2 separate regions of the Homo sapiens genome follow, and region 1 is linked to region 2. A link is a contact called in ENCODE Hi-C or POLR2A ChIA-PET data. All regions are on one chromosome and are shown on one strand. The core of a region is the stretch at or near the end of the contact, and the rest is flanking DNA. Distances in the headings are between cores, read along the strand shown.

Region 1 (6,289 bases), core at 2,308-4,807, 270 kb before region 2:
GATTGTCCCCCCATTCTGTTTTCACAACACCAAGAGCTCAGCAACATAGATTTTGAAGACATGCCAGCTTCCTGAGCCTCATAGTAATGGACCCCCCAAATTAACTCCCATTGTACTTTTCCCATCTATGGCCCATTATTGCCAACTGTGTCTCCTCCAGTTGATTCATTGTGGAACAGTTATTTCCATCTTCTGTCTTTGCTTCCCCACTTTTTATCCTTTGCTTATTTGAATAGAATTCTCTTCTGTTTAGAAAGCCCTCCCTTCATCTGCATAAGTCCTAATTCTGTCTTTCAAGACCCACCTCAAAGGCTTTCTCAGTGCAGAGTTCCTGCCTCAGTTTGTTCCCCTTAATTTCAAGTACTCTCTCTTTCTGCTCAACCCCTCATTGCTTATTATCTGGGTCTCTCTTAGGCATGTATCACTTTCTGCTTCGTACGAGAATTATTTAGTGTCAGTCTATTCTCTGCTTGTAGACTTGAGATCAAGATAATTGATCAACTTGCCCTTGTATTCTTTCTCAAGGATTGGAACACATCTTGAGCTTGTTGCTCACAATTATTTGCAGAGGGAACACGAGCTTCTTGAGCATCATGAAGGCAGGAATGAGGACTCCATCACCATTGTGCATTTCCTGTCATGCAGAGGTCAGGGCCAGGCTGACAGCAGACCTCATAATGAGCATAAAAAGCTGGCAGGCATTTTGTTTTGCTTTGCAGCTGTAATGTGTATTCTCACCTGCTCAGCTGCCTTTTGAAAGTCATTGATATAGACCTTCAGAGCCACAAAAGAACAGTTCGTCCATCTAGTATGGAGGTGAGGAGAGCAATTACCCTGATTCTGTTCATGACGTTCATAGGCTAAAAGAGGTAAAATGCATTTCAGATAATTAGAGGCAGGCTCTTAAAATGCATAATAATAATCTTTGTTATGCATCTTCTACCCGAGGTCATTTTTCCAGTAAGTATTTTATGGCATGTTTCCTTTGAGGTAATTTGCTGCCGCATGCCACTGTCTTTAGAGCGGATCTTCTGAAGGAGCCTGAAAAGAATCTAAAGTAACGGTTTAGAACTTTTATAGTTCTGTATCTCTAGTGAGGTGCATAAACGGTTTGAGTTGAAAGAACTTGGAGGACGGTGGCAATAAGCTTCTGGTAGGGGCAGTAGGAACTCTGAAGGAATAAATTAAAGTACTAGATGAACTTTATACTGCTCAACTGCTCAGCATGAGTCAGTCCTAACTTCCCAGCTTGGGTCACAAGTTTATCCTCTCAAAGGGCTGTGAAAGCAGCCACAATGGCAGGGGATGATGGATAAAGTTGTCCTGAGGAAGGGTGTGCATGGAAGTTCTGTTTGGGTTTTAAATTCCCCAAGAAGGTTCAAGAATTTTTCGTAGTCTAAATTCAGTAAATGAGAAGAAAAAGCAGGGGATGGAGAGGCTCACATCAATCATTTGTCTTAATTGTATACATTTCGATATCACATAGAGAAAGTTTGCTTATAAGTATAAAATCACAAGGGGAAAGATTTTTTGATTACTCGATTGCAAAATTAAAAAGTATATACATATTTTTAATTTAAGTGTTAAATTCAAGTTCCTTCATATATGTCCTTCTCTTAATGCACAAAGGCCTAGAGCTATGCCTGTTAGAACATGTTGCTAATCTCTCTTGCAGTTGAAGTAGCTCTGAGTTTTCCATTGATAAGAAAAATCAGATTTTTAAAAAATGATAACTCGTTGTCTTTCGGAAATGGAAACTGTATGCATAGTTCCTAAGCCAATGATGTAATTGGACATTTTAGTGTAATTGCTTTGATTCTCATATTCACAGTAGTCATATGTTAAATATGGGCTCGTTCATAGATGTTATAATGTAAGAATGCTTAAAAAGAAGACCTAGGAAATAAAATATCTGTGCCTTGGTTTGAGGTGGAATTCGAAGCTCCCCGGACATTTCACATAGAATGGATTCACAATGTTTATCTCAAACACTATGTAATATAAAGCAGGGCCTAAGAACTTTGCTTTAGAGTTGTATTGCTTGGTTGAAATTCCAGCTTCACCAGTTTAGCTGTGTGACCTTAGTCAAGCCACTTAACTTCTCTGTACCTGTATTTTCCCAGCTGAAAATGGAAATAAGCACAGAACATGTCTGTTTTAGTCAGCTTTTATTACAGTCCTGCTGTGTAACAAATAGCCCCTTCCCTAAACAAATTTAGTGCCTTATAGTCACAGATATTTTATTTCTCCTTTAATTATCTGTAGGTCAAGTATGACAACTCTGTTACTGGCTGACAGTTGGATTCAGGTCTAGTCCACTGATATGAGGCTGAGAGAGCAGTGGTTCTCTGAGGCCAATGTGAGAAGCATGAAAGAATGAACTGAACCATTTAACAACCAAGGCAGAGGCTTTGCTTGCATATATTTACATTTCATTGGTAAAGCAAGTCATATGGCCAAGTTTAACATTGAGGGGTGGGTCATCATGCTTTTCCCATGGAAGGAGGAAGGGACAGTGAGTAGTTGCTGAACAATAACATCTACCTCACTATTCTGGGGTTGCTGTGAGTGATAACTGATGTAATACACATTTGCTTGTGTCATAGTAACAGATCAAGATGCATTTCTCATTATTATTATGTCTTACAAAAAAGGTGGTGCCATAAACTGAAAGGAAAACAAAGGACAAAAGGACCTCTGAGAACCCAGTCAGGCATTACTGATATTCATGGTCCAACTTGCCCCGAGTCTCTCCTTTATTGCCAGCTTCTTCCTCTGCTATTGTAGAACCTGAAGGATTGTTAGCAATCTGGGAACAGAGGGGAGAAGTTTATCTCTCTCTTCTCTCTCTCTTCCTCATCCAGGCTGATGCTTAGTTGAGCACTGACAACTCCTTTCATAATGGTCCAAAAGTGTCACAAATTTGATTTCTGGGGGCCTATGGTAGTGAGTCAAGAATCTTAGGAAGTGCATAACTTCTATTAATTTTCTCCTCTCCTCTCTTCCCCTTTCCCTTCCCTTTCCCCTTCCCCTTCCCTTCCCTTCCTTTCCCCTTCCCCTTCCCTTCCCTTCCCTTCCTTTCCCTTCCATTCCATTCCCTTCCCTTTCCCTCCTCTCCCCTCCCCTCCCTCCCTTCCCCTCCCCTTCCTTCCTCCCTTTCCTTTTCCCTTCCCTTGCCTTCCCTTCCCTTCATTCCTTTACCTTCCCTCTTTCCTTTCCTTCCTTCCTTTTTCCTTTTTCTTTTATTTATTTATTTTTAAACAAAATGAAATTTCCATCAGGCGAATAGATTATATCACAGTATTTACTATCACCATTAACCCATAGAGTGAGTTTGGTTTGGTGTCTTGGAAGTAGGTGCTGAGACAGAGTTTGGTAAACAAGATGTTTACTAAGCATTAATGCCCATGAAAAGAAGGGGTAAGAAGTAAGATTGGGTGTTATAAGTCCGATGAAGCCTCAACCAACCAGACATAGACTCTGAAGCCAGCATAGCCCTCCAGAGCTGTCCTGAGTTGAATTGAGATGACTAATCATTTAAATTTCTGAATAGATCAGTCATTTGGTGTGGGCTGCCCAAGAACGGACGTGGCTTGGGTGTGGTGACTGTGGAAAAGGCAGACCCTGAAGGAGCTGGCAGCTAGAGGCTGCATGCAGATTGTACACCTACAACTGGGCAGCAAGCCTTTCCTGAAAAGGAATCTGGGAGGTGCTTCCCATGTCGACCACATAATCTAGCTCATTGTACACATTTAATAAACGTTAGCTGTTATTATTATTGCTATTTATCCTTGATGTCTGTATATGTACATTTTTTCTATCTCAGCCTTCTTTCTGTCCCCCCAACTGCCCCTAGATGACATTATTTTCCTCCCATGCTTGGCACAATCCCTAAGAGAGCTGTTTTTGATGCCAAGGGCTGTGATGGTAGTAAGATCCATCCGGCTCCTTTGGCTCTGAGCCCTGGAGAACAATCTGGCTCCTGTGTTTACTCTTGAGTTTTCAACCTCAGCTTATCCAACCTCAAGCAGGGATGGAGGAGACCCCAGCAGAACCCCAATGTCCATCAGACTTGGATCTCTGCCCAAAGTCTATTATAAACAATACCATAAAGCCTCTAAGATATGATTCTATCATTCCAAGAAGGAGTCTTAGATATTAGAAAAACTAGGCTCATATCTTTTTTTTTTTTTTTTTTTTTTTTTTTTTTGAGATGGAATCTCATCTCACTCTGTCTCCCAGGCTGGAGTGCAATGGCACGATCTCGGCTCACTGCAACCTCTGGCTCCCAGGTTCAAGCAATTCTTCTGCCTCAACCTCCTGAGTAGCCGGGACTACAGGCGTGCACCACCATGCCCAGCTAATTTTTTATTTTTAGTAGAGACGGGGTTTCATCATGTTGGTGAGGCTGGTCTCGAACTCCCGACCTTAGGCGATTTACCCGCCTCAGCCTCCCAAAGTGCTGGGATTACAGGCATGAACCACTGTGCCTGGCCAACTAGGCTCGTATCTTATAGAATAATGGAATGTTGAAATAAAAGAAAAATTAAAATCAGCTTGTTCATTTTCTTCCTCTTAAAGTTGAGGAAACCAAAGCTTAGAGAGCCACGATATGTTCTCATTTACTCAACTCTTTATTGGCAAGAACTGGGGTGGAGCCTGGAATCTTAGGCCAGTCATTTTCCATGTCATCTTACAATATGCAGATAGCACTGGCATTTTAAAATGTAGCTCAGAGATGGAATTGGATTTGCTGGGTGTGGTGGCTCACCCCTGTAATCCTAGCAATTTGGGAGGGCAAGGCGGGTGGATCACCTGAGGTCAGGAGTTCGAGACCAGCCTGGCCAACATAGTGAAACCCTGTCTCTATTACAAAAAAAAAAATACAAAAATTAGCTTGGCATGGCTGTGGGAACCTGTAATCCCAGCTACTCAGAAGGTGGAGGCATGAGAATCACTTGAACCTGGGAGGCACAGGCTGCAGTGAGCCGAGATCACACCACTGCACTCCAGCCTGGGAGTCAGAGTGAGACTCCATCTCAAAAAAAAAAAAAAAAAAAAGAAAAAGAGTTGGAATTGGACAACGTGGTTCAAATCCTGGCTCAAACATTTAGAAGCCATGAAATTATGGGCAAGGGACTTAACCTATATCAGCGTCAATTTTCTCATTTTTAAGAGGCTACTTTATAGGGTAGTTGTGAGAGTTAAATTAGAAATGGATGAAAAGGGCTTAGATTCTATGATGATGATTTTAATCACAAATCTTATCTGTATTTAGAAACATACAGTGATGCTGCCTTATAAGGGAGTATGTCTGTTATCCAGTACCACAATGATGCAGTGTATCAATAATGCAACACCTCAGTAACATACAAAATTAAACATGTGTGGCTCATGCATCTGTGGTCAGCTTTGTCTAAACTAGCCACCTCCACTGATTTTGACTGGGCACACTCACATGCCTGGGTGTCAGCTGGCTGTTGGCTAATCTAGGATGGCTTTTCTTGGGTCAGTTGCAATCACTCAGCTCTGCTCCATGTGTCTCTCATCCTCCAGCAGGCTAGCCCGGGCATGTTCATGGTGGTGGTAGAAGCACAAGAGAGGAAGTATTCAGGCATCTTAAGGTCTAGGCTTGGACTTGTATGCCATCATTTTTTATTTTTTTTTATTGTCTAAAACAAGTCACATGACCATCTCCAGGGTCAGAGGAGAAGGGCACTACAAAGTCACATGGTAGAATGAAAAGGGCAGGGGAAAAAGACCACACCACTTGATGGGAGTTGCAGTCACATGGCAAAGATAGTGGACATAGAAAGGGGTGGAGAATTGAGGCCATTAATGTAATCAGTCTAGCACTGGGAGACATTTTACAATATGCCTCAGTTGACCCCACTGTGTACAGGGTCCATGATGCTCTATTCCATGTTGATTTCTGCTTAGGAAGGATCTTTATTGTGAGATTCCTTTATACTTGATTGAAATATTATAATTCTTTCCTCATCATGATCCAAGGCTGACATCCCACCCCAGAGGACCAATTCTTCCTCCCTTTACACACCAGCTCGATGGGAACACAAAGTTTTAGAGGTGGAAGGGGCCTCACAATCTGCTTTATTTTACAGATGGAGAACCTAAAGTCCAGAGGATTTTAGCAACTTGTCTAATGTCATCCAGTTACTAGGAAGGGATCCAAGACTGGGATCCCCATTGTGCTGACCATCAAGCTCAGGTCTCTCCACTGTTCCCTCCCATCTAATCTTTTCTGCCCAGACTCATCTTACAGGAGGAA
Region 2 (5,957 bases), core at 1,902-4,401:
TTAAGAAACTTTAAAATAATTTAAAATAAAACTTTAATACATTTTATGGGATGATTCAGGAGACTCCTTCTGAAAAATAAGCCTTGTGGGGACAATGCTAACTAAAAATACAGTTTCTGAACACAAATTGTACTTTATTGCAGCAGTTAGCCTCTGCTCTTTTATTGTAGTATAATTAGTGTAATATCAAATAAACCTGGTTCAAGCCAAGACAGGGAGGTTTCTAAGTACCAATAAGTTGTCTGTCTTGGTAGAAATTTAAAGGAACATGTTGAGTTTATTATTGTGTGGCATGTTATTTATCAGCAGGAGTGATTTTTGACAAAGAGGCCCCAACATAAATTTTCATTCTATTAAAAAATAATCGCAAAGTCCTGCTCCCAATCCAAGGCCACAAATAATTTAATTAAAGCCTATAAAACAGGACACACAAAAAAGTCACTCTGTTTCCTCCACTCCACAACTTGTATGTGTGGCTTACAATGCATTTACTTTATTATCAGTCTTGATAAACTCTGGGGAAGAAAGCCAGGGGTAACCCACCTAATCCTTTCATGAAATGTCTCTCACATGACTTTGAGTTTGTGGGATCTTTTCTCAGACCCCCATGCCTGAGTGCCTTTTGCTGATGGCCCTTCCCCATGAGTGAGGAAGTTGGGTCACTAGTTGAACACTAGGTTCAAGAGAGCATGAGAATCATGCTTGCAGCTGCAGTTAGCTGAGGGGCTGGTGGAGATCACTGCTCCATGATTCTGTATTCTGAGTTCTGCCATTTTAATGATATCTGTACATGTTTTCTATCTTTGAAGATTCTTGGATTTTTACATATCAGAATCCCAAGGCTGAGATATAAAAATTTTAAAAATTAAACTCTTTGATTTTTAAAACCAGTTATTTGCTAAGTTCATGAAATATCCATTTTCATTAAATGAAGAGGTCTATGTGTCTGAGAATTGCATTGGTTTTCTGTCTGGGGGTATAGTGGTTCTCCCCCTGTCCACTTCTGCCAGTTCTGCCAGCATTATTCTTTCTTTACCCCACAGTGCAGGCTGAGGGGAACACCTGCTCTGCACTCTGGGTCCAGGAAAATATTTCATAGACTCATGGGAAAGACCATGTCTTATGGCAGAATGGAGGCTAATTTGGAGGTTAGGAAACCTTGCTCTAATTCTTGCTCTGCCACCCGTTACTGAATGATCTTGGATAGCTCACCAATTAGCTTCTGTTTCACCTATAGAAGGAAAATGTGGGAGTTGACAACCTCTTATATTTCTTTATAGCTACTTATTATGGCAATAATTGGTCAGCATTGGAAGACATGGCCACTATATCTATGATTTTCACTGATTTTATTTCAAGAGCTAAAATAGCCTAAAGAACCTTAGGATTGCCTCCTGCCCTGGCTCGATTAGCCACCTTTAAGGCTTTGAACTCAAAAAGTCCTTAATGCCTTGGGGTTCATGTCCAGGTGATATTTGCAAATGAATATCAATCCTGAAATAATTTAGAGGTATTTTCATTTAACATGTTTAAAGTGAAATTTTTTTTTTGCTTAAAATGGTATGCTTCAATTATGTGGAATTTTTAATTATAGAGACTTGAAATAATTCATGTGATTCACTAGTCCTGGAACTTCTTATCAAAGGATAGTGGGCCTTTTACCAACTCCATTAGGCTATCTCTACAGAAACACATCCTCATGTGAAGGTTTAGTCAAAGAGTTTTGTTGTTATCCAGAGCATGCTGCCCTTTAAAGAGAAGAAAGCTTTCCTTTTTGGGAAAAGACTTCTCTGATCAATTTTGGCTGAGGCTTAAGCAATGATTTATGGGTTTCAGTTGACCCATTTGTTATTTATCTAGGCAAAATGAGTTTTCTATTGATTGAATGTCTCCCCTGATTACGTTTAATCTTTGGAGTGGGATCTAAGGATGGAAGAAAGAGACATTCATGATAAATGTAGCTTTTTTTCCCTAGGAAAACTTGGGAGGAAGACATACTATACCACATGGTCCTTTCCTTTTTCTGTGGATGGCAAAAAGATGCATCACTTCCCGGAGCTTATGATAGAAGATGCTCCTTCGCCAGTGTGAGACACTTAAAAGGACAATGATTTGTGCAGGGAACTAACCCTGTGTGCTACGTGTCCTTTTGCTCCATTTTACTGATGTGACAATTGGAGCAGAATAGTTTATGTGGCAAATTTTCCCAGCATTTATTTGCACTGCTTACTACATTCACATTCTAGTTTACAAATCTTGACAAAGACAACTGAATAGGTGTTTTGCATGAATGTACTTATTTTGTATTGAAGTATGACACACATGCAGAGAAGTGACATTGTCATAAGCAAATGGCTTGATGGCTTTTACAAACTGAATGTATGTATAACCAACATCGAGAACTAGAAGCAGCTTTTTCAGCCCCTCCTTCCTGAAACTTTTCCTCTCCTTCCACCTTGACCAAGTGTAATCTCTCTCCTGACCTCTGGCAGAATAGGTTAGTTTTGCTTATTTTTATTTTTATATGAGGTGAATCTCTAGTGTCTGGGTTCTTTTCCTGAAAGCTGTGTTTATGGAATTCATCCATATCATTGTATGTGGTTATAGATTCTCATTGCTGTGTAGTAGTTCAATGGCATGAATATACACTAATCATTTATCCGTTCCACTGTTGATGTGCAATTGGAGAATTTCCAATTTAGAGCTATTATGAATAATGCTGCTAGAGCCATTCTAATGCATATCTTCCAGTGAACACATATACGCAGTTCTCTTGGGAATATTCCTAAGTGTGGAATTGCTGGGTCGTAGATGTACATTTTTAAAAATCATAATATTAGAGTCGAGTATGCAGAATTGACTGAATTCTAAAACCAAAAGCTAATTTTTTGAAGTGTGAATTTCTGTTTGGGGAAAGTGAATAATGTGAAGAAACATAACATTTTTATTTATGGAAATAAATTTCATGTCCTCTGAGCTAACATCGCCCGTTCTTACGTCTGAATGGCAGGATGTTGAGTGTGCTGACGCGGTCATTTTCTGCGGGGCTGCTCCCAGCTTAGCATTCTTGCCACATAAACTCTTCTAGCCCAAACCTTGAAATACTGCAGGAAGTGGCATCAGCCCTTTTGTGTTCTTTTCCGGCACCAGGTTGCTCATCTCTCCCTGTGCCCATTTGAGGTAATATACTGACAGTTGTCAAGATGAGTCATGGCTCTTTCTCAGACACACAGGGAGACCAAGTTTGTGACTAATCGACAAATCCTCTGGACACAGGCTGAGCCACCAAGAGCCACCCTCGTCCCGGCAAGTTCAGGCCTGGGCTGCAACCTCTGACAGCCAGAGGGGAAAGCAAACATTGGCAGAACAGTTCTGTTTATTTGCTTCTCTGATTTTGAAGACATGCAGCTTTCTCTCACTCTTCTCCATTTCCTCTAAAAAATTTTATTAATCTTAGCTTATTTATGGCCTTTAGCGTTTGTCTGCCTGTTCATGCATGTGCTCAGAATCTAAGGAGTATGGGCATGAATAGAGGCCTCAGGGGAGATGTGGGCTCAAGCCAAGTCCAAGTGGCCTTTGAGCATTGCTGTCTTCCTGGCCACCTTTCACTCCCTATGACTCCTCTGACTCCTTTGCACAGATGTCATTGGATTAATATAAAGCAGGACTTGAAAACAATAAAGAGAAATAAGACGTGAACAAGAAGGATAAGATGAGTTTTTAAGTGGTAGGTACTGATTATCTGCATAGATGTTTCAGGTCTCCTGAGATTTTTCTGGAAACCATTTTCCCAACTGTCCCAAGTTAGTTTTCAGACATTGCTCTAGAGTTGTGTGTGTATGTGTGTTAGTACAATGTCAGCACTAGGTTTTGCAATCACATATGTGCTGCTAGTTCTGTAGCATCTCCATGGAACTAGCCCTTGCAATTATAACAAAGTCTGATATTGGTTGGCTACAAGTAGGTATTGCCTTGTGTATGAGTTGGGTGATATTTTGAATCCCTGGAATTGTCCTCTTCACTTTGCAACATCCACTCACTCAGAAAAAGCCTTGCATCCCTTGCCTGAAGGGTGGAAGAGGTGGGGGTTTAAATTAGTTTCAAGGGACTGGACAATTTCATTCTCACCTACTGAAAGCACCATGTTTGTTGAAGAGAAACTTTCAGAGTAGGCTCAATTAAGCCCAGACAGTTTGATTTAACTTGTTTTTAATTGTAATGGGTTATTTTTTCTGGCACGGAGCCACCCAGAATTTCATCTGTGAGTTCCCCAGATAATCTCCATCTACTTTCACAATTTTCTCAGCAATATTCAGAATTCCCACTACAGTGGGACCTTCTCCCCTCCCCTGTTTTTGTATTCTTTACATCATTCAAGGGTTTGGAGATTAGAAGGCATCCTCTTGGTGAATTGTGGCTGGGAGAGGGGGTTTCTGCAGGAATACTCTTCACAAATCTACAGTCTGTCTTCAGAGGCCAAACTTGTTTCTTGTAGAACTAGAAGTCTCCAACAATGGCAGGCCCCCTTCCTATATTCAGCAATTCCTTCTGTGTCTCAAAATCAGGGAGTTATTGCCTAATCTTTATTACAAAGAAGGGCCTGTTACCATCTCGGTTGGAAAGAGGAGGAATGGAGGAGTTAGTGTTAGGGAAACCAGTGCCCATTAACCTACCACGGTGGTTTGTAAAGTGTGGTCCCTGGATCAGCAACATAAGCATCACTTGAGGACCTCTGAGAGAAGCACACTTACTGAACCAGAAATTCTGGGGCTGGGCTTTTAACAGGTTTTAACAAGCCTTCCAGGTAATTCTCAAACAGGCTACAGTTTGGGATCAACTTCTTTCATCAAAGATTGCTTTTGCCAGTCTTAAATAGTAAGACTGTAAATTTTGGAAGAAGTATCTCTGGGTTTTTCTTCTTCTTCTTTTTTTCTCCATTTTCTTCTGTTTTTCAGTGGTGGTAACTTGTACTGCAAGACAACAGGTATAAAAAAAACCCATGTGAAATATTAGCTGCAATTTCTTTAAGCCTGGGCTCTCTTTTTCCCAGTGGAAGACAGAAGAGCTACTGCAAAATATATTGAATGTTTATCCCCTCACCTTGTATATATTTGAAAAACGATTAAGTCTCTAATCTTAAGTTTCTGAACTGAATGCCTTCCAGACCAGGCTATCTCTCTGTCTTGATTTTTCTGAATAAAGTTATTAACTGCCTTTTTTGATGTATTCTTTTGCACGGTGGCTTCAAAATAGTGTTTTGGTTTTCTTTCCTTTCCTTTTGTTTTTTTCTGGAAATTTCTCCCAAGGGATTCTTAATTATGGACCTCTGTTGAGTATATATGATAACACAAAACTCTGGTTATGGCTGGAAAGCATAGAATTCAGAAGAAGGCTGTCTTACCACTGCTACACCAACAAGTCGAGATAGGTGTTCCACAGTTTGTCCATTACAGGATAAATAGAGAATGGAAGGGCTCACTTCCTGAAACCTCAGTTGATGTCTAACATAGTGCGGGAAGGAGAAGTCATGGAGCAACAAATCATCCATTGTTCATTTCCTTGTCAAAGTTCTGGAAAGCTTTGGTGACTACCCATTTAATTATGAGATTTAAAATCACCTTATTAAAGTATAATTTATATACAATAAAATATTAAATATTAAATATAGAGTTTGATGAGCTTGATGGATGTATACAACTGTCTCACAAATTACAATATATAACATTAATTATTATTATTATTATTTAGATACAGGTTCTCACTCTGTCACCCAGGCTGGAATACAGTGGTATGACCACAGCTCCTTGTAACCTCAAACTCCTGGGCTCAATCAATCCTCGCACCTCAGCCTCCCAAAGTACTGAGATTACAGGTGTGAGCCACCGTGCCCTCCCATAATATATGATATTTTTATCAGCCAGAAACTTCCCGGATGTTCCTTTGTAGCCAGCCCCCCA

The links. A loop is a pair of places that touch in the nucleus more often than their neighbours do. ChIA-PET counts read pairs that join two places held with the same protein, here RNA polymerase II (POLR2A). Pooled maps may share reads with other maps.
Region 1: a loop to region 2 is called in a map of mammary epithelial cell, with 6 times the contacts of the local background. The contact joins two enhancer-like sites. A Hi-C loop is called at or near these places in 1 of 168 maps with a recorded cell type or tissue (mammary epithelial cell) and 1 of 50 pooled maps. POLR2A ChIA-PET finds 5 or more read pairs at or near these places in 3 of 52 experiments (BJ, MCF 10A and activated T-cell).

What each region holds. Positions count from the first base shown.
Region 1 is chr20:10,727,819-10,734,107 of GRCh38, forward strand. No RefSeq gene overlaps it. Among named protein-coding and RNA genes, the nearest start is that of LINC01752, 22 kb to the right of the region's middle. Within about 2 kb of position 3,558, at least 2 of the 41 ENCODE cell types and tissues checked have a DNase peak (open chromatin) inside an H3K27ac peak, as active enhancers do; they include mammary epithelial cell, where a contact is called at or near this core.
Region 2 is chr20:10,998,785-11,004,741 of GRCh38, forward strand. No RefSeq gene overlaps it. Among named protein-coding and RNA genes, the nearest start is that of LINC02871, 25 kb to the right of the region's middle. Within about 2 kb of position 3,152, at least 8 of the 41 ENCODE cell types and tissues checked have a DNase peak (open chromatin) inside an H3K27ac peak, as active enhancers do; they include mammary epithelial cell, where a contact is called at or near this core.